3 separate regions of the Homo sapiens genome follow, and all the other regions are linked to region 3. Evidence: chromatin loops called from intact Hi-C (ENCODE). Cell type or tissue: endothelial cell of umbilical vein. All regions are shown on one strand. Each heading gives the region's core, and the rest is flanking DNA. Links, peaks and the distances in the headings are about the cores only.

What was found. Peaks named below come from ENCODE experiments on the same cell type or tissue, not always from the same donor. Only the 100,000 strongest peaks of a DNase experiment are listed, where the experiment ranks them.
Region 1: it touches region 3 in a loop (6-fold over the local background); 6 of 110 quality-filtered maps call a loop at or near these places.
Region 2: it touches region 3 in a loop (4-fold over the local background); 5 of 110 quality-filtered maps call a loop at or near these places.

Annotation. Positions count from the first base shown.
Region 1 is chr10:129,254,450-129,262,607 of GRCh38, reverse strand. No RefSeq gene overlaps it. Among named protein-coding and RNA genes, the nearest start is that of MGMT, 210 kb to the left of the region's middle. In endothelial cell of umbilical vein, for the core only: no CTCF peak of the experiment used is centred there; DNase peaks (open chromatin) are centred at 3,217 and 3,857; H3K27ac peaks cover 974 bases.
Region 2 is chr10:129,101,666-129,109,823 of GRCh38, reverse strand. No RefSeq gene overlaps it. Among named protein-coding and RNA genes, the nearest start is that of LINC02667, 190 kb to the right of the region's middle. In endothelial cell of umbilical vein, for the core only: no CTCF peak of the experiment used is centred there; no DNase peak of the experiment used is centred there; H3K27ac peaks cover 819 bases.
Region 3 is chr10:129,035,923-129,044,080 of GRCh38, reverse strand. LOC124902559 (a long non-coding RNA gene) reads left to right here and starts at 7,328. Exons shown (of 2, transcript XR_007062390.1): 1 at 7,328-7,435; 2 at 7,625-8,158. In endothelial cell of umbilical vein, for the core only: no CTCF peak of the experiment used is centred there; DNase peaks (open chromatin) are centred at 4,260, 4,450 and 5,290; H3K27ac peaks cover 1,695 bases.

The DNA.
Region 1 (8,158 bases), core at 1,934-6,933, 220 kb before region 3:
GAGAAGATCCCAGAACCCCGTGGATGAGGGCTAGTATAAATTTATGTCACCTGCCACAGTGGGCCCTCAGAACCACGTGGCGGGCATAGTGTGTGTTTCTCTTACCAGCTAGCTTCCTGGCTCTCCCAAACCATGATTTGAAATGTTCTCCGCTTGTCTCAAATTGTCTTTTTCTTATTGATGAATAAAATCCCCATGTGTTAAGAATATTAACCTTTGATCATATTATTTGCAATCTTTCCCAGATTTATTTGTCCCTTAATTCTAGAAAACATTGAAAACCATCACATCAATCCATATTTTCTTTGTGAATTTTCTATTATTTTACCGTTTTTACATTCATTCATTGCACAAATTCATTGGGGTAAAAAGACTATTATTCTCCTCTTATGGAATTTATAGCCCAAAGATGTAAAAAAAAAAGTCTTATTTTTAAAAATTGGCTTATTTATTTCTTATTTACTCACTGGATTATTTTTATCCATCTGGAATTTATTTTGTTCCATCATGTGCCAATAACCTATGTCAGGTTTTTTAAACACTATTTTCCGAACACTTTTTGCTAACTATGGCTATTTGCATACACATTTCTTTCTCATAATTTGTAACTCTCCCTTTTAGGTGAAAAAACCATTAGATAAATGAGAGGTTTTGACAGAGAGAGTTTCCTTTTATTGTTCTCCCCTGCCCCCTACAATTTCTTAGCTCTTTGTTGCTATTTATTTTTATTATAAATTTTAGAATGATTCTGTCACGTGCCATAACAATCTCCATTGGGATTGTGTCTGCATTCGCATTGGTCTTTTAAATTAACTGGGAAAATATTCATCTTTACTGTATTCAGCCCTCCCATCAATGATCATGACATATTTCTATAAAATTCTTAATATCACCCAGGAAATATCTGTGGTTTCCCATTGAAAATTCTGTATGGTTCTTGCTAGGAGTCATCCTTGCATTTTATGTTCTTGTTTGATCTTATGAAAGTCGTTTTCTCCCATTACATCTTCTAATAAGTTAGGAATTAATTTTTCTATATTCAACTTGTGTTGGCCACTTAACCTGCATATTAATTCTAAGAGATTTTATGTGTGTGCTCACGTTATTTGCAGTGAATGATTTTGTCATTTATAATTGTTTATTGTGAAGTATTTCACATGTTACTTCATTGGATAAATCAGAACAATGTTAAACAGTCATAGTGATAACAGACTTAGGCCTGATTTTAACAGGAATAAAGTTGATATTTTTGCATAGCTCCATGTTATCATCTCAAACGATAATGTCTACCTTATTCATATAGTAAAGAAGTAGAAATAATGCAATTACTGTGAAACATTATATAAATATAAGGTGGTGATGTTATTTATTATTAAGATATTAAAAATGTGAGGATCAGAAGGCGTTCATTACCCTAAGAAACACCCATTTCTCATTTTCATGGATAAACTCAAGATTAGTGCTGACTCTTGAGATGGAGCTTGGTCCCTCCCTGTTAATTATCAGTAAGGGGAGTCATTTCTAGGTAGGCATGGAAAAACCGATGCGAGACCATGCTCACTTATTAAAATATTCTCTGGTTTTATTGTCCAAATTCAAATTCACCTAAGATTCCAAGTCTAATCATCTTCAGAGATAACAACAGAAGGAGTTACTAGAATCTTATCTGGAATTCAGTTTCTGCAGAGCAGTTCCTATGTTTGACCTAGCTCTGGGAAATTGTAGTGGAGTGGGGCTGATTCCAGCCTAGTCTCCCTACTTAATGCTGCGGGATCCTGGAAGAAGATCCTATGGGAATGCAGCTGACCTTCCCGCTTAATTTCATTAACGGAGGCTCGGTGAGCAGGGTGGAAGCACCCCCTGCCCTGCTGGGGCCACCTCGCTGAAGGTGGGTGGAGGCGGCGCTGCCTCCGGGCATATCCATCCACAGGCCACTGAACGGAGAACGGCCTGCACCTTCCCCTCTGATGAGGCTTCTCAGGTACTTGTTAGATTGCTTTGCTCTTCTTAATGCAATTTTTCAGCTACTCAACATATTTGTTCTTGAGCAATTTAGACACCAGTTCATGTTTGTAAAGAAAATATTCCCAGGAAAAGTCTCTGGAGAAGTATCTAGTGTGTGACCGTTTTATGATAAAACGGGGCAGGTGGTCATCAAGCCTTCATGCATAACTGCCCTGCCACCTTTGCAATCTCGCTGGATGCCACTGGCCATGTTGGTAAGCGGGCTACTCCTCTGCTTAAAAATGAGGACGAACTCCCCAGCTTCTTGGCCGAGCCGATAAAGCTAGCAACAATAAAAAGAAACAATGCATAATGTTCATTATACTGCTGTGTGGGGAGTTTGTTTAAGACTTGGGCCCTAAATGGTTTTTAATCCCAGGATGCACTGATTGCGATGATGGGAGAGAGGCGGCCCAGCCGTCAGTTATAAAATCATTGCAAATATGAGCAGAATAAAAAATGGTGAAAGGGATCTTGTTACAGATTCTGTTTATTCCATGAGGATTTGAGGAAAGCAAATAGGCAGTGATTCTGTTTGGAACTTGTTCCTGAAAGATTACCTTTTATGTAGGTAAGTCAAAAGGTTAAAGAAGTAAACAGAATTTAAATACAGCCAGTTTTAGTAGTTTTTCTATTGTTTGACTAACACAATAATAATAATAAAAACCCTGCAGGACCTAGCCAAGAATAAAGAATCCTTAAGATGTAAGAGCTGTAAAATCTTGCTAGGGCTTATCTGTAAAATACCATTTTGATTTTGGGTCTAGAGAAGTGCTTTGGATCTCAAATGACAATAAATCTCTACAAGTCCAATAGTGATTTCTGCCAGCTTGTGCCTGTAATGGACAATGTGGCCGCGTATTATGAAGCCGTGATTAAGGAATTGGGGGAAAGGGTGAGAGTGATTCTGGACTTTATTTTGGCACCTTGCACAGTTCAACGTTACCACAATTATTGGTTTTCTGAAATATGTCCCTATGCATTATTCTGATCAGATTACTTGCATTGCACAATTCTCTGGTGAATAACGGGACAATCGCACAAAATAAATCTCTCTCTGAAATTTAATCTTCCTGTCTGTACACTGTTAAGAAGAACATCTACTGTCCTCTGATAAGGAGTTGTATATCTTCCCTAACTGAAGTGGGTTTTGTTTTTTAATTATTCATAATGGAAATTCACAAACAGGCAAATGACCATGTCGTTGATGTTTATGTAAGGAAGAGGGTGTTGAAATACAGCTTGTGTTCTCACAAGCCCTGTGTGATGAAATTCTAATTTCTTTTGTAAAAATGCCATGGGAGACTGGGTTGGGTGGTTTATTCACAGCTTTACTCTTTCACCCCCTAGAAGTTCCTAGCACTATTCTTTTCAAAATCTGCCTCCCTGTTGAGGTGGTGGAGCCCATGGAAGCATCCCTTGTCACTTGGCACCTTTTCCCCTTCTCGGCTCTGCGAGGCTGCCCTTATTTAGAGGGATGAGCAGATTTCTCTTGAGCTGTAGAATTTCTCCTGGAGAGTGGGGACTGTCCTAGGCAGGAAAACGTGGAATATTTGTGCCAAAGATAGAAGAACGGCCCTGCCTTGAGTTCCTTGAACTGTGGGGCACATTCTTGCTGAAAATGAGTGATGGGGGAAGAAGTCCTGTAAAAATAGGACCGAGCTCACAGCCGAAGCCCTTGGTGTGGCAGGATTTCCTAAAGACCCGCTCTGTAGAATAGCCAGAAAAAAAACACCATCAGGACATTCAACTATCAAACCAGGAGCTCAGCTCCGATGGCCCTCTGTTTATGAGGAAGCATCACATCTTGAAGTCATTTTTTCCTCTCTTTCTAGAAATCATATTGTCAGAATGCTGCCAACCCTCCTGACTTGGGTGTGTGCCTCTTGGAACAGACTCATATCCTGGGGAAGTATCCAGGAAATGTTTATTCTTTATTTCAAACTTAGCTTTTAGAAAATATAGAAGAAAGACACGTTCATTATTAAAGAAAGCAAAGAGTACAAAATCTGTTATATGAAAAGGTTCCCCCAACACCCTGGCCAAACCATTTCCCAGTCGCCCCAGCTCTTCTCCCCAGAGGTTGTCGTATGGAGACCTTCCTCTGGACTCTTACAGGCATTGGCTTTGCACATACACGAGATGAATAATATTATAGCATTTTACATACTCCCTGAACCTCGCTGTTTCTTGCCTAACATATTTTAGACATTTTTTTTTTTTTTGCTTTTCTGTACATAAATTCAACCTGGTGAAAATTAAACCTGCTTAGTATTCCAGCAACCAATTTATTTAACTCGTCCTCCATTAAGACACGTTGTTTCCCATTTTCCATTATTATGAACAAGAGGAAGGCAAGAACAAGGATAATGCTTAAGAGTGTAAGTCCGGTTACAAAAGGGACTCAGTTCAAATCACAGGTTACCACTCACCAGCCATCTACTTATCCTCTTGGAACCCAATTCCTCCCCTGTAAAATGGGAATAAATGAAACTTATGCCACATAGTTGTTGAGAGAATAAAAATCATGCACACAAAGTGAAAACATCAGAACTTTGCAGACAGAAAGCTTTTTCTGTATATTTTTTGGAATAAACAGGTGTGTGTGTGTGTTTGTGTGTGTGAAAAAGAGAGAATTTTTGTGCAATTAAGTGAGTGCATTTGTAAGACGAAGCCTCACATGTAGAACTGCTGGATCAAAGCCTATGTGCACTTTAACTTTTGAGGAATATTGCCAAATTACCCTCCTCAACCAAGGACCCAATTACCCTCCTCAACCGAGGACCCATTCATACTGTTTTGAAGAAGCTTTGAGTGTTCTTTTCCTCATCCGATTGCCAGAACTGGACATTCACTTGCTGGTAAGCCTTCACAAAACTAGAGTTGAAAGTGCCGCTTTTTGCTTTGATTTGCGTTTATTTACTTACAGTGGTTTCATATCTTTGTTGTATTTCTTCTCTCAACAGCCTGTTCATATCTGTGGACATTTTCCTTTTGGGTTGATCAGGTTTAAAGGAACAAACAAGATGTGTATGAATTACTTTTACATTCACAAAATCTCCCTTTTACCTGTCCTAAGGTTGTGAGCATTTCATTTTATTCCTTTTCCTTTCTTTCTTTTTTTAAGAGAGAGGGTCTCATGCTGTTGCCCAGCCTGGAGTGCAGTGGTGTGATCATGGCTCACTGCAGCCTCAACCTCTTGGGCTCAAGCAATACTCGCACCTCAGCCTCCTGAGTAGCTGGGACTACAGGCACGTGTCACCAACGCTCCGCTAATTTTTTAAGTTTTTTTGTAGATATGGGGGTCTCACTATGTTGCTCAGGGTGGTCTTGAACTTCTGGCCTCAAGCGATCCTCCCATCTTGGTGGAGTTAGGATTACAGGTATGAGCCACTGTGCCTGGCCTCATTTCTTTACTGATTTCGTATATGGCACTTTTGCTTTACAGAATTTTAAACATTTTATTTAGTCAGTTATCAGTCATCTACTTTACTTGGCTTTTTTTTTTTACAACAATTATAACCAGTTTAACCATTTTTGGTTTATTAGGAAAAACCTACGCTTTTTAAATAACTATCATGGTTTTATTTATGAAGTTAGGTATTTGGCCCAAATGAAATTAACTGATGAATATATTCAACTGAGTTGAAGCAGTGATCCATTCCTCCCTTTCCCCAAATTGTTATTCATTTGTTCTAACACAATTTATTTTTCATCTTTCTCTCCAGTGTTTGAAGTGGTTACATTATAAGAGGAAAATTATTATATGTATTTGATTAGTTTCTGGATTTCTGTTGCATGTATTTACTTAATAATCCTTTGTCCATATCATATTGCCTTTTAAATAAAAGCTTTTTAGATTATCATGCTGTAAAGTTGAATTTTTTTCTTTTAGTGTAAGGTTTTATGAATTTTAGCATATTTTGTATGTATCAAGTGCTTTAAATAGTGTCACTTTTTCAGATGTTTTGTTAGTGGAGATCGTTCTTCTCCTAAAAGCGTTGCTCGGCTATCTTCCCATACAGTTGTTTTAGAATAATTTTGTTCAATTCTAAAAAAAATCTTGATTTCTAAAAATCTATTAATTTTTGGAGAACTTACTTCTGTACTCTTGGGCTGCGGCCTCCTGTTTATTAGTCTTCTTTTATGTCCCTTCATTGAGTTCAATGTTTTTCTACCGTGCATGTTTCTTTAGTTTATACCTAAGAATTCTCATCTAATTTCTTGCTATTGTGAATGGGAAATCCTTTTCCAGTTTGTTTTGAACTATTTTACGTTGAAAAGAGTTATTAATTTCTGAAGAACAATTTCATAGCCCACAAACTTACTCATGTTTTATTATTTCTAATCGTTCTGGTAACTTGATTTTTCCCCAGAGACGCACCATGTTTTGTTCATCTCCAGTCTGTGTAGTCGTCTCTGATATATCCTGCCTCCCACCTCCCTTCGGTTTATTTTTTGTTCTTACACAACTTGTTGAGTTGGGGACTTGGCTTATTCTTTTTCAATTTTTCTTCTAAATGCACTCAAAAATCTATTTTTCTCCAAATATTGCTTTAGCTATGTCCTATAAGAGTTCCTGTTTTGTTTTTTACTGCTCATTTCTAAGTATTTGGCTTTTAATAATGTATATTAAATAATAGTAGTAAGTAGTAATGAATAAGTAAATAATGATAATTTATAATTACAATTTTCTTTGCCTTTTTGTTTCTCATTTTCTGCCTTCTGTTTGATTGCTCAAGTTTTCATATTCCCTGCTCTGTTGGATTGTAAACATTCTGTTGTTTTAGTAATTACTTAAATTTTTTTGAACACAAATATCTCTATCCTCCTCTAGAAAAATACAAGAACTTAAGACTATATTAGATTTTCTTGTGTTGAGTAATTTCTTTGGTAAGTACTATTACAAAAAATTGAGGAAGAGCAGGAACATTTGTTCTGTTTTTATTTTATTGGTTATGCTTCCAAACATCAGCATTAAGTATCATGATAGCTTTTGATTTTTGGTGAGTGATGTGTGTGTATCTGTGTTGTCTGCATGTACACAATTTAAGGGTGAATCTAGTCAATTTCTTGTTTTTTTTAAATCAGAAAAGAACTTTGAATTTTATAAACTTTCCTTTTGACGTGTGTTTATCAAATGTTCTCCTTTGTCTATTGATATGTGAACTACATTAATAGATTTTCTTGTCTTGAATCATCTGTAAAATAGTGATTGAAATTGTATCTATTTTTTATTCATTCTTGCAAAAAATATTTCCTGTGCAGCAACCATGTGCTATTCCAGGCACCAGGAATGTGCAGAGGAAAACGTCAGCCCTCGCCAAGCTGACATTTGTATGCGTGAGTGACAGACAGCAAATCACGAATAAACAAGATACTGGACAAGCTGCAGAGGTAAATAGCACTATGAAGGAACCAAGAGGGGGATATGAGAGACCTCATGGTATCGCTGGGAGCATTCTGAGATGCTGTGCTCCACACAGAGTTTCATGCTTGTGGGCTTCTTGCTTTGATATCTTGTTCACCTCTGCTGTTCCTTTTGCTGGCATTCTTTTAGTCTCAACTTTTCTGGGTAACTTTTTAAAGATGTTTCTTACATACAGCATATGGTTGAATTTTGATTTAATATAAATACTTTTAATAGGTCAACTTATCCAATTTAAATTTATTGTGTATCTATTATTATCTGTAAAATGATGATTGAAATTGTATGCATCTGTATTCATTCTTAGGTCTTTTTAGAAATTGTCATGCATGATTTTTTATTGTTTCTAAAACATTTTAAATGTTTTGTTTTTTATCTTTGGCTCATACACTCTGTGTGTGTGTGTATATGTATATGACAGAGAGAGAGAAAGGGAGAAAGAGAGTGAGAAAGAGAGTGAGAGGAAGGGGTTGAGGGAGAGAACCCCTGTCTAGCATTTGGAAGGGCTAAAGTTCCTTTTAGTTCTTCTAGTGCTCACTTTTATAACTTTAAAGAAATGCTTACATTTCTATTTCTTGATTGATCAACTCCAAATAGTATTGATTTACCCCAATCTATGAAAGGTGGGAAAATGGATGGGCTTATACTTCTTGTTCTCTCTCCTTGTCTTTGGATTTGCATAGCTATAATTTTAATATTGTTGCTTTTTAAAAAAGCAATATTTAC
Region 2 (8,158 bases), core at 1,934-6,933, 65 kb before region 3:
AACTTTCTATGTCTCTGCCTACACACAGATGAGGTGGGGTCAGCTCAACCCTGCCCGTGCCTCCCTGGTGAGGGGAGCTCTTCCTCCTGTCCCCAGGCCCTGTGCCTCCCAGAAGGCATAGCCCAGCATCTCAGTCCTTGGGCTGCAGGATTCCATAACCTTAAAGACCCTTCCAGTGCCCAAAGATGACCTGGAAAAAGTCCCTCTCTAATTGGCTTTTCATGAACTCCCTGAATGGCCACCTGATTCATAAAGCACAAGTCAACGGGTGAATCTGTGCAGCTTTCCCAGTGGCTCTGATCATTATCATAAGCTTTGCTGCTAAACTTTGGGTGCCAACACATGGCAATGATTTATGACCCTCTCCTTCTAGATCCTCTTAAACTTGGCATAGCCCTGCTTCGTCCCCCATTCCAACTTAAATGAGACCACCATACCAAATGAGACATCACCCCCTGGTTCTCTGGGAGCCCTGACTGACCCAGCGGGAGTGGCGGAGAGATCCAGGTGGTCACCGCTCCCATCAGACCTAACACGCTGGCCGACAGCCTGCCAGGCTGGAGTAGCCTTGCCACTTTTTCAACACAGAGTCTACTCCAGAGGTGTTTTCTCTCACACAGACTCTCAGCAGAGGAGGCCTCAGCTCAACTTCCTCCGGCTCATCTACCCTCTGAAGTGATGCTTCACCCACATCCACAGACCCCAATTCCCCTCCTGAGCTCTGTCAGCCAGACCCCCAACAGGCAGGGCCTCCCACAAGAAAAGAGAGATGTCTCCACACATGCAATGAACCCTGTGGACTATGGAATGCCTTTGAAAGCCAACTACTCTCATGTGACCCTTGACTAGTCTCCACGAGGATAATATTAATGATTCGAAATTCTACCAGAAGCAGCGTTCACATAGATGCTGGCACAGTGACAAAACCTAAAGACACTTCTTTGAAGAGCCCCGCTTGCCTAACCAAATCTGTCATGTGGCCTTTCAGTCAAAAAGAAGAGAGTCCCATAGGCTCATGAAAGTCAGACCTTTGAGCTTACCAGCTAAGTTCAGATCTTCGGAGGGATTCTTAGCTCGTTGACCTGACAGGCGTGGGGAGGAATTTGATTCCAACCACCCCACAGTGGAGATGCACATGGTGACTGTGGTGTGTAATTACCCCGGGACTCCCAAGGGAGGCACACAGCATCTCAGAGGACTGCAGAAGGATGCCATTCCAACTCCAGCAAAGTGAGGCTACAGTATTTGTCCATCAATCTTATGCAATCTTGGGATAATTTCCCAGGCACGGTGCAATCAGTGAGTGACAGTGTGAGTGAATGGCTGTGTAGTTTGTGTAGCACAGAGGCTATAAGGTTCTTGTGACCCACAGCATTGAAATGTCTGCTGAACACGTAATTGACTTATTGACTCATTCCAATAGCAGGAGAGGAGGTGATTGGCCAGGTGTACCTTCACTAGTTAGGGGTATATTCCTGAATTCAATAGAGAAGATTGTCAGAAACAAGTCAAATGTAAACCTGGGGTATGGAAAAAAAATTCGCAGCTCCAGCAGGCATTTAAATGATAGAAATTACAATGGAAGTGATAGTGTTTTGAAGATTTGTTTCTATCATAATGTTTGCCCCAAGTGCAGGAAATATTTATACTAGCTAGCTAAAGACATAATCAGTGTTTCTCACTTTTCAACTACACAGTTGTCTGTTTTGTCACCCATTTAGGATACAGGTTTCCTGAAGGTGTAGGATGATGTGAGGGGACCATGACTATTAGTCAATGGCTATTGACTATAGACAATTAGTCCAGGGGGGTGGGAAAGCTAGATCGGGTGGTCAGAAGAAAGGGCACAGGACTACTGCAACTCACAAAATTTCGGAATAAAACTCAATATCCATATTATAAATCAACACCCCCAAGAAATGGCAGATGCTTGATGTCAGGCAGAGAAAGTGGACTGGTCAGGCTGAATCTCATCTCAAGAGGGGATAAGATTTCGTAGCTGCCACATTTGGAGGTGAGGCACAAACTGCTAATGGCATGATTCCGTTCCCTTCCACACCCCACATGCATACACAGATGCTCATGCCCATGTGTTCCCAGCACACCCCCCACACCCCATCCATCTTCCTATTCTTAAGTACATCCATATCCATTTCCATCCTCACCCCATTCCCCACCCCTTCCCCATCTGCATCTTCATCCATAGCCCCATCCCCACCATATTCCTATCGACATCCCCATTCACATCCATGTCTCTATCCACAGGCTCATGCCTATCTGCCTCCATCTCAACATCCACATTTTCTTTACTTATTTTTTTGAGATGGAGTTTCACTCTTGTTGCCCAGGCTGGAGTGCAATGGCATGACCGCGGCTCATCACAATGTCCACTCCTGGGTTCAAGAGATTCTCCTGCCTCAGCCTCCTGAGTAGCTGGGATTACAGGCATGCACCACCATGCCTGGCTAATTTTTGTATTTTTAGTAGGGCCAGGGTTTCTCCATGTTGGTCAGGCTGGTCGCGAACTCCTGACCTCAGGTGATCCGCCTGCCTCGGCCTCCCAAAGGCCTGGGATTACAGGTGTGAGCCACCGTGCCTGGCAACATCCACATTTTCATCCACTTCCTGATCCATCTACAATCAAGTCCACAGCCACAGCCATTCCATATTCATATTCACATCCTTGCCTGTCTTGACAAATGCAGCCACTGCTGTGGTTCCATTCAATGGCGCACACCTAGTGAAGTTGACAGCCAGATGGACAACTGAGGCTGCAACGTCTTGTCCACATGAATTTTTCTGTTTATCCCCCGAGAGAACCTGGTGCTTCCTGTCTCATAATTTGACTAGGTCTGCAAGATTAAGACAGCTTTTATTTTGTCACCTCAAATCACGGAATGCCCTTACATCACATGACCATTTGGATTCATGCTAGGGTCAGTCCTGGTGAAGTTTAAATGACTGAAAGCAAATGTGAATTTTCAAAAACTCCAGTACATCTGTGCTTCCCTCCAGCCCAGGCTTTAGTTGTTTCTATTCACTCCTTCAGGTTCATCATTACTTGGTTCTAACAAATCCTGGAACTTGGGTGGATGTATTACTTCTTGACAGTCACCACAGTATTTTTGAGACATGCATCTGAAAGAATATTCACCACCACAAGTATCATATTAACAAAGGACTGAAAGTATTACCTCATTGATCTCCAAAAGCTAATATTTCTGTCCGAACGCTGTTTGTTATTAGAATATTACTGAAATTTTGAGGGACCTGACCCATTCGTGTATTACTGGGTCGGTATAGAATCTGCTGAACTAGCAGAATTCAGTGTTTTCATCATCCAAGATAACATTAATAAGGGAGTTGGCCATTTTCCAAATCCTAATTATAGCCTGGGTAGACCTTTTTATTTTTGATAAATTTATGATTATTAGCCAATTTAGATGTTTTGGGGAAGAATCAATTATTAATTTTAAAACAGCTTAATTTCTTTACTTCTAGATACATAAACACAGTGAGCAAACAAATCAATAAATGGTTTGACTCTCAACTCTAGTTTGTCCAAGCTGTGGACCTCCGTAGGAGAATCTCACCAGACGCTCATTCTGCTGGTGTTTATTGAGCGTCTAGAGTGTAAGGCTCTATGATGGCTTATTAGTTTCCACAGATCTCTTCCGATGCCTGAGAGTGACGCCTTCTGAAAACCTTGTTTGCTATAGAATTTTCCATGAGAGAGGTATAAAAGCCAGAAAGAGCATCTCTCTCAGAAGAATTTTTCCATATGCCTGGGGTTAAAATTTGTAGCGGGAAAAGACTTTAAAATTGGTTCTGCCCCTGTGAGTGTGGTCATTGGATCCAGCAGGTTTTTCTTCTGAGAGTGTAGGTCACTTAGGGACATTGCAATAGAGATGTCCTCTTTCTCAAGTCATCTTCAGATGCCCCTGGCCTTAGAGGAGGCTGATGGGAGAATGGCTTGGCCTCTATGGTGGGATGCTGGCTGCCACATGAAGCCACGAGGGAATCTAAGAATTCCTTCTATGCAAGGGACAAAAGTTTACTTGTTTACCAGAGATGAAATTTATGTGCATTGAGGTAAATCTTAACCAAGGAATTTCCCTTCTTTATATTTGTGGACAGTTGTAGGAAGTGCCAAAGAGTACTGCCAAGTTCCAGAAGCATCTTGCCCCTGAAAATGCCGTGGCTTATCCAAGGGGAAAATTGCACATAGGGAGTAATTTAGTAAGAGACTCTCAATTAAAACTCCCCTGGCTCTATCTTATTTTTCTCCTTCACAGAATACAGTTTTCCCTGGATGTTTCCACAAATATGTAAAAAATGTTGGCAAAAAAAGAAGCATTCAAATATTTATCTTGCATTTAACAACATCAAGAGTTACTTGAGTGTTTTCATTATTTTAATTTTAAGGGCTGTGGTCTGTTATTTCATGCGAATGAGAGAGAAACATCTCTCTGTGGTTTCACTGATAAGATGTTTCAAGAGTTAAGAAGTTAAAAGAAAAACAAACATCAAACTTGGACATGAACATTCACTGTTCCTGATCCTCTTCCTGTTTCTCTACTTGAGATTCACATTAAGAATTTTTGGGCCTGGTGCGGTGGCTCACGCCTGTAATCCCAGTACTTTAGGAGGCCGAGGTGAGTGGATCACCTGAGATTAGGAGTTCAAGACCAGCCTGGCCAACATGGCGTAACCCCCTCTCTACTAAAAATACAAAAATTAGCCGGACATGGTGGCGTGTGCCTGTAATCCAAACTACTTGGCAGGAGAATCTCTTGAACCCGGGAGGCAGAGGTTGCAGTCAGCAGAGATCATGCCACTGCATTCCAGCCTGGGCGACAGAGTAAGAATCTGTCTCAAAAAAAAAAAAAAAGAATTTTTGAAGTTGTGAAGTCCATGGGACGTGGGGAGCCAAGTGGCTCTGCCTGGGCTTGGGAAAATAAAACTACAGATGGCAGCGGGCCTCTTCTCTGATTTCTTGTGTGACGCAAAGGTGTTTTATGTTGACAGAAGAACAGTGTTTTCATCTTGAGACGCCCTCTAGTCATTGGAGACGTATTTTCCTATTTTTATTTCTCATAACTGTGTGCTTCTCTTGCACTCCATAATGTGTTTAATGGGTCGATGCTGATTGAATGCGAGACTCTGTGGTGAAGTTGGGAATGCAAGAGGGAGTTGGTGATAGAGTCTGTTTCCAAAAACTGTTTAGTGCATAGGATTTCCAACAGACTCATTCCTTGAAGCTGAAATAAATGCAAAAAAAAATACAAAGCCAATGCTGAACCAGCAACTTAGGACTTGAGTCATGTGAAAACTTGAGTCAGTTTGCATCACCTGCTGCATGTGGAGTGGAAGCTGACAGTGGCTGGCAGCCAGGTGCCTGCAGGGGAGGGGCCTCCTGTGGAGTATGGGAGAAGGTACCCAGGTCTATGCCCTGGAGGACATGGATGTCAGGAGGCTTCCAGAAAATTCCCTCTCTGATCCCAAGCTCTTCCCTCTAGCTAGCCATCAGAAGTCAGAATGACCTGGAAGGGCCAGGGGCAGAGCTGTCGTGAGCAGGGCCTGGGAGTGGTTATGTTATTGCTCTCCAACACCATCAGAATCCACCAGGCATTTTCCTCCTTCCTCCTGCCAGCATTTGCTGGGTTCCTGAAAGTCCTAGCGAGCAGGATCCCAAATGGCAGAGGGATGCACCCTGATGTCCATAGGTCACTGTGGAAGAACAGAGCAGGGAAGAGAAAATTCCTCCTGAGGTTTCCCATGGTTTCATGGAAAAGGCCCTAAGCTGGACCTGGGAAGTAGAGGATTTAGCTGTAGCCCAGATAGGGCTGGTGGGGCTGGGCAGGGGGATGCCCTCACCAGTGTGCTTCCCCGAGCCATCCAGGAGCAGGGGCCTGTGGTGGAGACACATCCTGAGCTGCCTGCCTCCTGGGCTCCATACTCTATGAGTGAGTCTTCTTTGATATAATCAGATGCTGTTTGTATACAGCATGGTTTGGTTTTTTTTTTTGGTGGAAAGGTTATTCTATGTTATTCACACATTGGGGAGGCAATTTTACATCTAGGTCAAACATCATACAATTTGTGACCCTTTATTTCCCACTCCCTATCCTCAAAGGAGTTGCTGAGCTTCTCGTGCTGAGGAGCTGGCTGTCCTGGGAAGGAGGAAGGTGTTCAAAGCAGTCCCTCAGCCCTCGTGGAGATGCTGCCAGGGCTTTGCCTCAGAGTGAGCAAGGTCTTCCCGCAGCCTGAAAGATGCCCACAGTTCTGTGTCTGTGTTGGGTGAGTCAGGGTTCTCCACCAAAGCACAATGGGATGGTACATATTTAGAAAGAGATCTATTTTAAGTAACTGACTCATGTGTTTATGGAGGGTAGAAAATCCCAAATCTGCAGGGTGGGCTGGCACAGGCTGGCATCCCAGGAAGGAGCCGGTGCTGCCATTCAGGTCTGAGGGCAAGTTCAAGTCTGTTGCAGAATCCCCCTTGCTTAGGGAGGTCAGTCTTTGGTTGTATTCAGGCCTTCCACTGATTGGCTGACGCCCCTCACATCATAGAGGATAACTGCTTTACTCAAGTCCACTCATTTCCATGTGAACTTTGGCCAATAGCACCCACACAGAAACATCCAGAATAATGTTTGTCACCTATCAGGGCACTGAGGCCCAGCCAAGTCACCACATGCAATTAATCATCCCCTATGCTTCTAAGTCCCCACACTCCTGACTCAGGCATTCTGGCCTCTTTGCTGCTCCTTGAACATCCCAGGCAGGCTCGGCCTCAGGACCTTGGCAGTGGCCATGAGCTCTGCTAGAACACACTTCCTGCAGATAATCTCATGGCTCAGCCAACGTGTCTATCAAATCCTTGACCAGAAGTCCCATTCTCATGGTGGCTACCCTGAGGATCTGTTGATGGGCAGCCTGCCCTGACACCCTGAATGCCAATTTGCCTTACTCCATTTCATTTTTCTACATTTTCCCATAGCAGTTACCAGCTACTTCACTATGTGAGGTATGATTTGACATTTCTTGTTAATTTTATGTCTCTCCACGGAAGGAAGCATCTTTGTTTGTTCCCTAATGGACAAGCACCTAGAATCATCATGAAACAGAATGGGAGCTCAATAGATAGTTTCAAAGTGGCAAAAGGGTCACTTTGCTCAAGGACTGCTCTGCCTCATGGTCCTTCCAGCTCATCCCAACTTCTGACAGCAGGCTGGAGGGAGAAGCTTGGGTCAGAGAGGGACAGAGAAATGAACTCCTGGGCAAGGATAAGCCCAATAGCGTGTGGATTCTTGTTTTCCACTGGGGTGATTCCCCTGCGTCTCCAAGCCAGCCTAAGCTCTGGGAGCCATCATCATCATACACACATCTTTCCTATAATTTCCAAAAAGCCTGAAATTAGAATTTGGAGTTTGTATAGCCTTTGGGTCCAATATTTCACCTTTTAAGTACAGGTGAAGAAATGGTACATTCAAGATACTAATCCTGAGGGCCAGAATCTCCCAGCTTTGCAGCAGAATTGAGAATCAAACTCACATCTCTTGATTCTCATTTCACAATGCTAAGCCTCACACCATATTCTTTTTTGTTAGTTTTGGTTTCTTTTTAATCAAAAGCATCTAGAAAATGAAACTTATCCCGAAGTCCACTTGTTTCTTGCAAAAAGTTCAATATGCAAACCCAATGTCTTAATTCAACTGTGAAAGACCAGGCCTAGGCCATCCTTCACTGCACAGAAAGGTAGCATCCTTAACCCGGGAAAATGGCAAAATGCCTTGTGAGTGGTAAATGCTACCTTCCATTGTGGCCAGGCCCAGGTTTTGAGTGGCTGTGGACATCATCCTAACATAGGAGGAGGAAGACGCATGAAACACATTGTGCAATTAGAAGAATCTCCCATGCACAGAACCTCCCACCCTTCCCCACTAGGCACACATGCACGCGGGCAGGCGCACACACACACACACACATGCACACACACTTCTGAAAGGCAGGCTTTGGGCTGAGTGCTTTGGTGCTCTGCTAAAGTGGGTGAGGAGAGGGGTTTCAGCACAAATCCCTCACTGCCTTGGCATTCGGCCAACGGCTGCCACAGACCTGGTTTTCCTTGCGAAGGTTTGAGCTCATTCTGCCTGGG
Region 3 (8,158 bases), core at 1,308-6,307:
TTACTGTATGCCACAGATCCCTAATTTCAAGAAGAAAAGAGGCTGAGGGCATTTTTTCAAACTCTCCCGGACAGCCGGCTCCTCTCCCTAAGGAGTTGAATGTATTCAAATGTATCTCCATCAATGAGCACAGTAATTATGAATTCAGCACTAATTAGTATATACACTACTTTCCTTGCATATTTGATTTCCACAGTGAGATGGTAATAAGGGAAATGCCCATTTTTGTCCTATCTCATAAAAATTCCACAACGTTAGAGGGGGAAGGGCAGATGGTGAAAGGAGACTGGGGATGCATTAAATATGAAAAAACTTTACAGATAATTGGTCTGGTTACTGAGGGTATAAAACAACACTCTTACCTTGCAGTTAACATTCTGCTAGCTAAATATGCCGCTTTAAGGACACACTGTTCTTATTAAAAGTAAAATCTTTAGTGTTTTTTACCATATGATCAGCTTTTTTTTTTTTTTTTTTTTAAAGGAAACGTCGTTTCCTGAAAAATAAGAAGCTAACAGGAGTTTTAGGAGTGAGTGGTATACAGAAACAGTACAACAGACTCTGTCTGGACGGGGCTGTGGGTTTGTAAGTCAAGAAAATAACAACCATGGCCTTTGCAAGCCGTTATTTAGAAGAGGGCTAGGAGATAAATAAATTTGTTAGAGCTTTATGTGCCAATCATTGATTTGAATATAAACCAAATGATGTGTTACAGATGTAACAAGGTTTGGCTGCCAAGAGCTCACAGTTAATGCACTCAACTTTTTCACAGGGAAGACTTTGGAATTAAGCGTGCTTTATGTGCACTTGTTATTGTTTTTGCTGACCTCAAGCATGTTAAAATTAGAGCCACTGCGAACAGTTCACCAGAGTTGTAAAGCCCCCGAAAGCTTGCAAGCTGTTTGCTATTTACCCAGTAAGCTGCCTGTTTATCATGAGCCTGAATGCAGGACCCATTAGGCTTATAATAAAAGAACCTTTAAAAAAAAAATCCCCAAGTCACAGCACCGAGCCAGCAGGAGATTCAGACATTTCCAGGCATGAGATACGCTGGAGCTGCTGAGAACATAAACTGTGGGAGTAGAACAAGACCACACCTCTGTGTGTGCGGTGTGCGCGCGTGTGTGTGCATGTGTGTTCGTGTGCGTGCGCGTGTGTGCGCGTGTGTGAGAGAGAGAGAGTGGAAGAGAAGGAGGGGAGGAGGGAAGGGGTGGGCGAGAGAGGAAGGGGGCTTTTTGGCTCTTTCCGCTTGTGGGTTGTGAGTGAAACAAAAGAGCTAATTTTATTCTTGGACTGAAGAATCTCTAGCGAGGCAGCCGTATACTTTTCGCTCAGGTCACCGGCCCTTCTAGGTCTGCTGGGTGTGGACTGGGGTGGAAATGAGTTCCTTAATATAAACATTTTTTATAGTAGGTCAATCTTGAGAAAGACTCCGCGAGAACAGCACCGATACCTTTACCTCCCATTTTCCCCAGCAGCTGAATGGGGGGCCTCCTGGTGTCTTTGACTCAGTGGTAAGGCGGCTGCCTGAGGAAGGAGACCCGGCCGTGGTTTGGTTCTGAGCGCCATTGTTGAGTGGCTCTCCCATCCCCATGATCGGAAAAGGCCCAGCCATGCCCAGGAGAGAGAAACAGCCTGCTTTCGAAAACTGTGGAAGGTGTTTTGAAGGAAGAAAGGTCCTAAGGTGCTCCAGTGCTTGACTTCCTTCTCCCAAATGGGCTTTCAGAGTCCAAGATCCAGAAGCCAGGAAGGAGAGAGGGAAGGGTGGATGGAGGGAGGGTACCGTGGATGGAGTAGGGAAGGGTGGATGGAGGGAGGGAAGGATGGAGGAAAGGAAGGAGGGTGTGCCATGCGGGCCTGGGGATGCGGTACCCAGGCCTGAAGGCAGGCCCACTGAGCTACCTATGCACTGATTGGTCCTTCGATTCAGTGCCCTGCATGCTACCTGCCTCCTGATTGGCCTTGACTCAGAGGCCCCAATACCCACTGCCTGATTGGTTTGAGGCAGGTCCGGAGCTCGTTGTTTACCTGTCTTGAGGGAGCTGCAGGAGCATCAGTTCCACTCCGAGAGCCACGGTGGGCTCCTGTTTCAGGAAAGGGCCAGTGGTCAATCACTGCCTTTTGTCCTTTCTTTCCCTATCGCTGTTTCTATGGTTGGATTATTGCCACTATGTTTATTAGCATTTCAATTATAATATCCTAAGTTCTTATGGGGTTTATAAGTATGCATTTGATGGACAGAAATAAATAATTTTTTAAGTTTCCATCCGGCTCTGTGGTAGTAAAATCAAGGATTAATCAAAGGCACAAAGAGGTTGAGTGACTTGTGTGAGATTAGGCACTTACTGGTGAGATTATATGGAGGTTTTTTAAAAACCATATAGGTATGCCTCCCATATATAAATGTCCCATATTTAGGAGTATCTCTAAGACACTGTGATCTTTTTCTAAGCCAACTCCAAATTAGGAAGTGTTTTAAAAAATGTTGATGACCACACACCCTAGAGGAAAAATGACCAGATACAGAAAATCCCTACTGCTTCAAAAGTTTGGTAGCCTTTTTATGGTGTAATGACACTGGCCAAATGTGATGCTCTAGCCTTACATGGCTACATACATCACTGTATCTTTTGTTTTTAAATAAAAACACATTTTAACATGTCCTATTCCCCTTCACCATGGTTTGGTTATTTATATAACACACTTACTGTTTCAGTAGTCCACTGCAAATCTGAGGTTACATGGTTAGATGGAGGGGGGACATATATAGGAGAAAATACGGAAATAACGGCATGGTAAAAATGCAATCCTTCTGTGTGTTTGTGACATGCAGATGTCATGTTACATTCCAGCAGCAAGAAAACCTCACAGGTGCTATTATGAGAGAAGAGACGGTGGCTTTTTCATAGAACTGAGAAGCTCAATCCTATTATTTTATTTACAACTTTTTCTGAACAAGTTGGTACATTTTTAGTTCTTGAATGTAATAGGTGCTCAATGGATGCACATTACATGGAGTAGAGTGAACTTGCGTGTTTGTACCTGAGATGAAACTGGTTTCTTGGATATAAAGTCTTCTCATCTTCTACAGACTCCAGGTCAGGGGAAGGAGAAAAATCCAACCAAGAATATTATTCAGTAGCTCCAGACTTGGCTTCCTGGATGTGCTTTTACTCTGGAGTGACACAGTTGATTATCATTTCCTTTCTCTTTTCCCTGTCTTTTCTTCCTCTCTTTTTTCTTTCCCTTCTTTTCTTTTCTCCACATTATATGTGCCAGACACTGTGTCAGGTGCTGAAGATAAAAGGTGAAATAAAACTCAGGCTTTGTCTTACCAGTGGAGTGGGGGACCCTAAGGGCATACATGTAGACACACATGTAGGCTATAGTATGATACCTGCAATAACTAGAACATGCAAGAAGTTATGTTTAGATGAAAATGTTGTACAAGGAGAGAAGGATTAACTCTGGCTATGGTTGGATCATGGAAGGCTTCATAGAGGAGGAGAAGCTGGGTAGGGTTTTGAAGCATGAAGAGGAGTTTGACAGGTCAAAAAGATGGGAGCAACATTCGAAACAGTGGGCCTGGAGCAGTTTGTTTTGCTCAGGCCTCTATAAGCAGCATGGCAAGGCTAGCTAGTGTATCCATTGTTGGTGGGAGGAGGAAAGAGAGCACAGACAGGCAAGCCTTAAGAGTCAAGCAGAGATACACTGAGCAGGCCCTTCTATGTCAGGTTAAGGATCTTGGAAGTTTTCCTGGAGAGCAGCAATAGGGAGCCATGGCAGGGCTGTCAGCAGGAGAGTGCTGTGCTCAGATTTGCATTTTAGAGAGACTCCCCCTGGCAGCAGTTTGGAGGCTCTGCTGCAGTTGTCCTTGCTTTATGTCTCGTTGGGTCACCCTCCTGGGATCCTGAGTGGTGGAGCCCACACTGCATCCTGTCAGCAATGTGAGCGGGCAGCTGTGACAACATCTGCACCAAGCATGCGGATGGCATTTGGCGCCGAGGAAGAACGGAGAGCAGGGATTGAAATGCAACCAATAATGGGTTTTTTAAACATTTGTTTTATTCTCGCTCTAAATGCGTGCCCTCTCTTAACCCCTCAGATGAAATTCATTGTGTCCAAGTCCACTAACATTGGAGAATGTTTTTTTTTTTTTTTTTTTTTTTTTTTTTTTTGGCAAAGAATGTGTCAAGGAGAAGGAGAGGAAACTGTTCAAAGCTGCCCTTTCCTGGCTTGCTGGGCAGGTGGTTGTTCAGTGTCCTGATTGCTCAGAGGGGTATTTCTGGAGCTGTTGTCTATGGGAGGGAAAAGAGCTTGACTTTTAAACACGGAGCGCTGCAGGTGGGGAGATACTTCTTGCATTGTGTTTAGACCGTTTTCTTAATCTAAACATTATGCCAAGAACCCTTTCTAGGGAAGGGAAACTTAGGCACCAGCGTGATCTTACTTATAAATAGCCAAGATCTGCTCTGCAAGGAAAAAAATACCAACCCATGCACTCTTGCAGCCAGCAGGAGCTTTGAAGGATGCTGTCAACCCGTCTTACTTACACCCCTTCCCTAGTCATTGTAGAGAGAAACAATGCCATCTTCCCGAAAGGAAATAGGCAATAAAAAACTCCTGCAGGACTTCCTATTCAGACTTTTCCCATTCATACCCGAAAGGGGCAAGCCACTCTCCCACCACCCAAGCCCACCACCAGTTGGATATTTCAGCCACAGTCGGGGGTTTCAGATGCTTCAAGATGTGGCTTTTCCTGAGTAGGTGTGGAAACTGTTTTTTCAGTTCAACAAAGCTTTTTTTTCTTTTTCCTTTTTTCTTCTTTTCCCCCAAATTGCCTTTTTGTTTCACATATCTTACAAAGCCTCTGACAAAGTGTACGCAATCTAAGATAATAAAATGACAAATGTTTTTTATAAAGTGCCCCACAGGCTTACATTTTTTCTGATTGTAATTTTTAAATTCATAGGCGGATCTGTTATTTTCTTTTTCTCCTCCTCTTTTTTAAAACAAATATTATGCTTTATGGTGGCACAATCTTGCTGCTTTACAGTATCGATAAATGCAGGTACACCTGCACTATAAAATCCACTTTACATGAAGCAGGCCATTCCTGTTTTATGGCCCATTTTTCACCCATTGTTCTAGAGTCATGTCATAGGTGTGTTGTAATGTGCTCGGGAGGTGGACGCCTCCAAGATCAGTTTAACAAAATGGTCTAATTTTGCCAACTTTAGTGCCAAAATCTGGATTGAAAAATGCAGGAGTAATATCCCAGTAGACACACGATATGATGTCACTTCCCTGAAAATGGCCAAGATAAACATCTATTTCCAGATCACTTGCACTTACAACATGAATTCTGCCTCTTTTTCAATCCCCAAATTACGGTTCCTGTTTTCTAACAATTTTAATGTTAACCTGGTTGACATCTGACCTTTCCTGACTTTTTCTCAGACTCAGAGATTTTATTACATTACTGGTGGAGGAGGCAAAATTCCATTCCAAATATAATGACACTTTTGGAGCCTGAAAACCTGCAAACTTTTAAAAATGATGTGAGGCAGACTGAATAGTCCTCCTGACTGAAGCATATACACAAATGTGCAATTGAGAATCCCAAGACCTGGCCAGACAGAGCTCTGCAATGTGATGCTTGTTGATTTGATGCTCCTTTGCCGTGAAGGAAGCTTAATGCTTTGTTTCTTTCTCTTTAAATGGACAGGTAGAGTCAGTTTGCATCAGTGTGAATGCATGTAATTAGTACAAGGAATTCTTTTCTCAGTAAATCAACAAGTGTTTATGGAGTGTCTATTACATTCAGCAAAGCTCTCTGGGGATATAAAATATATAGACCTGCTGCTCATAGACAAAATAATTTTAGCATCTACTATGTGCCAAGCTCCTTGTGTACATTATTCTCTCCACATGAAACTTCTGCAGAGTTGACACCTTAGTACCCATTCTACAAATGGGGAAACTGAGGACTAGCTGCGATCACCTGTGCAGTTGTTGCAGCTGCCAGGGTTACCCACTCTCTTTTGTCGGGTGCTTACTGTGTGCTGCACAATGGGCTGAGCTCTGTCTACTGTCTTGTAGCACCCTGTGAGGTAGATTGTATTACTCACCCATTTTACAGAAGAGGTAGGTGACAGCGGGAGAGGCCAAGTGACTTGGCAGCAGGTGCTAGCATTAAGATTCACAGTAGACTGAGCACGGTGGCTCACGCCTATAATCCCAGCACTTTGGGAGGCCTAGGCAGGTGAATCACGAGGTCAAGAGTTGGAGGCCGAGGCAGGCGAATCGCGAGGTCAAGAGTTCGAGACCAGCCTTGCTAACATGGTGAAACCCCGTCTCTACTAAAAATAAAAAAAAAAAAAATTAGCTGGGCATAGTGGTGGGCACCTGTAATCCCAGCTACTCAGGAGGCTGAGGCAGGAGGATCGCTTGAACCTGGCAGGTGGAGGTTGCAGTGAGCCGAGATCGTGCCATTGCACTTCAGCCCAGGCAACAGAGTGAGACTCCGTCTCAAAAAAAAAAAGAAAAAAAAAAGATTCACGGTAGAGACTCTATTGGTTGGTCTGGGCCATCCTAGGCCATTGCCAGACTACTGAGTGTTCCCCTAGAGCACACGCTAGAAAGAGGAGACCCAGACATGAGATGCCCACATATGTGTTTACTTCTGGGAAGACAACGTGCAAGACAGAGCTGAGTTCTGTGGAAGCAACGCCAAGTGTTACAAGAGTTCAGGGAAACAGAAATGTTGCTGAGGGCTGGAAGTGCTGGGGCAGGTGGGTCTGAGAGAGGACCCTGAGCAGAAGTGGGGTTGCATCCCAGAAAAGGTGAGGTGTGATGCTGCCCCTTCTTCTTGCTCTGTGGTTTCTTTTCCTGGTTTCATTTACCTCATCACTACTCTGCCAGACCGGTTTGATCACCTGAGTATCTGTGTCACTGCTGGGTGATCCATGTGTGGTCAGATCCGTGTGCCCTGAGCGTCCTGACCTGCTCCTACTTCCCACCACTACTGCCATACACACGTTCCACATCCATGCCTATTCCATCCCTACCTCTCTCTTTCTATATATATATATATATATACACACACACACACACACACACTTGTGTATATACACACATACATAATGTAAGAAAATATTCCATGCATATAAATATTATCTACATGTAAAATAAATATAATAGAGATAGTTAACTTTAGGCTCACACGTCTCCCAAGCAAACCACAAGCTTATGAGTGCAGGACTCTTACGTGTTTCCTTCCGCAGAGCCCTGCACACTGTAGGGGCTGGGGCGTGACTTGGCGAGTACAGCAAGTCTGGCTAGAGTTTCTCAAGGGTGTGCCCATGGGGATTAGTGGAAAGAGCTCTGTGCTTGGGTTGGGTGGTTTGCCCACTCCACCTTTTATTCTCCTTGGGTAAGTGGCTTGGGACCTCATTTGCCCTTTCCAATGGGATAGCAACATGTTTCTTTTTGGAAGCTACTGTGAAAGATGATGATCTGGGAGGGACTTGGGACACAGGCTTATTTGTTACACAGATGCCACCGGCCTTGCATCTCTCTTGTGAGCTCAGAAGTTGCTTGACATCACTGCCTTTTTCATCAGGTGGTTCATAGGAAGAGGCCAAGAGAGAGAGAAGGATGCTGTATTTATGGGAAAAGGCTACCAGAATTTCCATCCGAGGTTGGTGGTCCATTCCTCTACCTATGTGGAAGGCAGGTTCTCCTTGACAATAGCCAGGTCTGCATGTGTCTTCCACTCAATCTACAACGTATCCACGGAGAGTGACCTTGTACTCAGTACTCAGTACTCCAGCCCCTTGGCTGGAGTTAGCTCTGCCCGCTCCACCCCTGTGCCTTTTCTGGCCCACTTGAAATTTGATGTCTTGGGTTGTAGCCTATTTTTAAGGTTGAGTCTCACTCTTAGACTATGAGCTCTTGAAAAATAATAACTGTGTCTTATTTGTCTTTGCTCTTCCACTTACATATAGGAACTACTAATGACATTTAGCAAATGTCTCTTTATCTTTTGATGGAGCAGAGAGAGGTCTGAGGATGAACTGCTTTCATCTTCTCGCTGTGTGATCTTGCACGGGTCCTTTCCTATCCCTCCTCTGCCACTCTTCTAGGACCGAAGGGG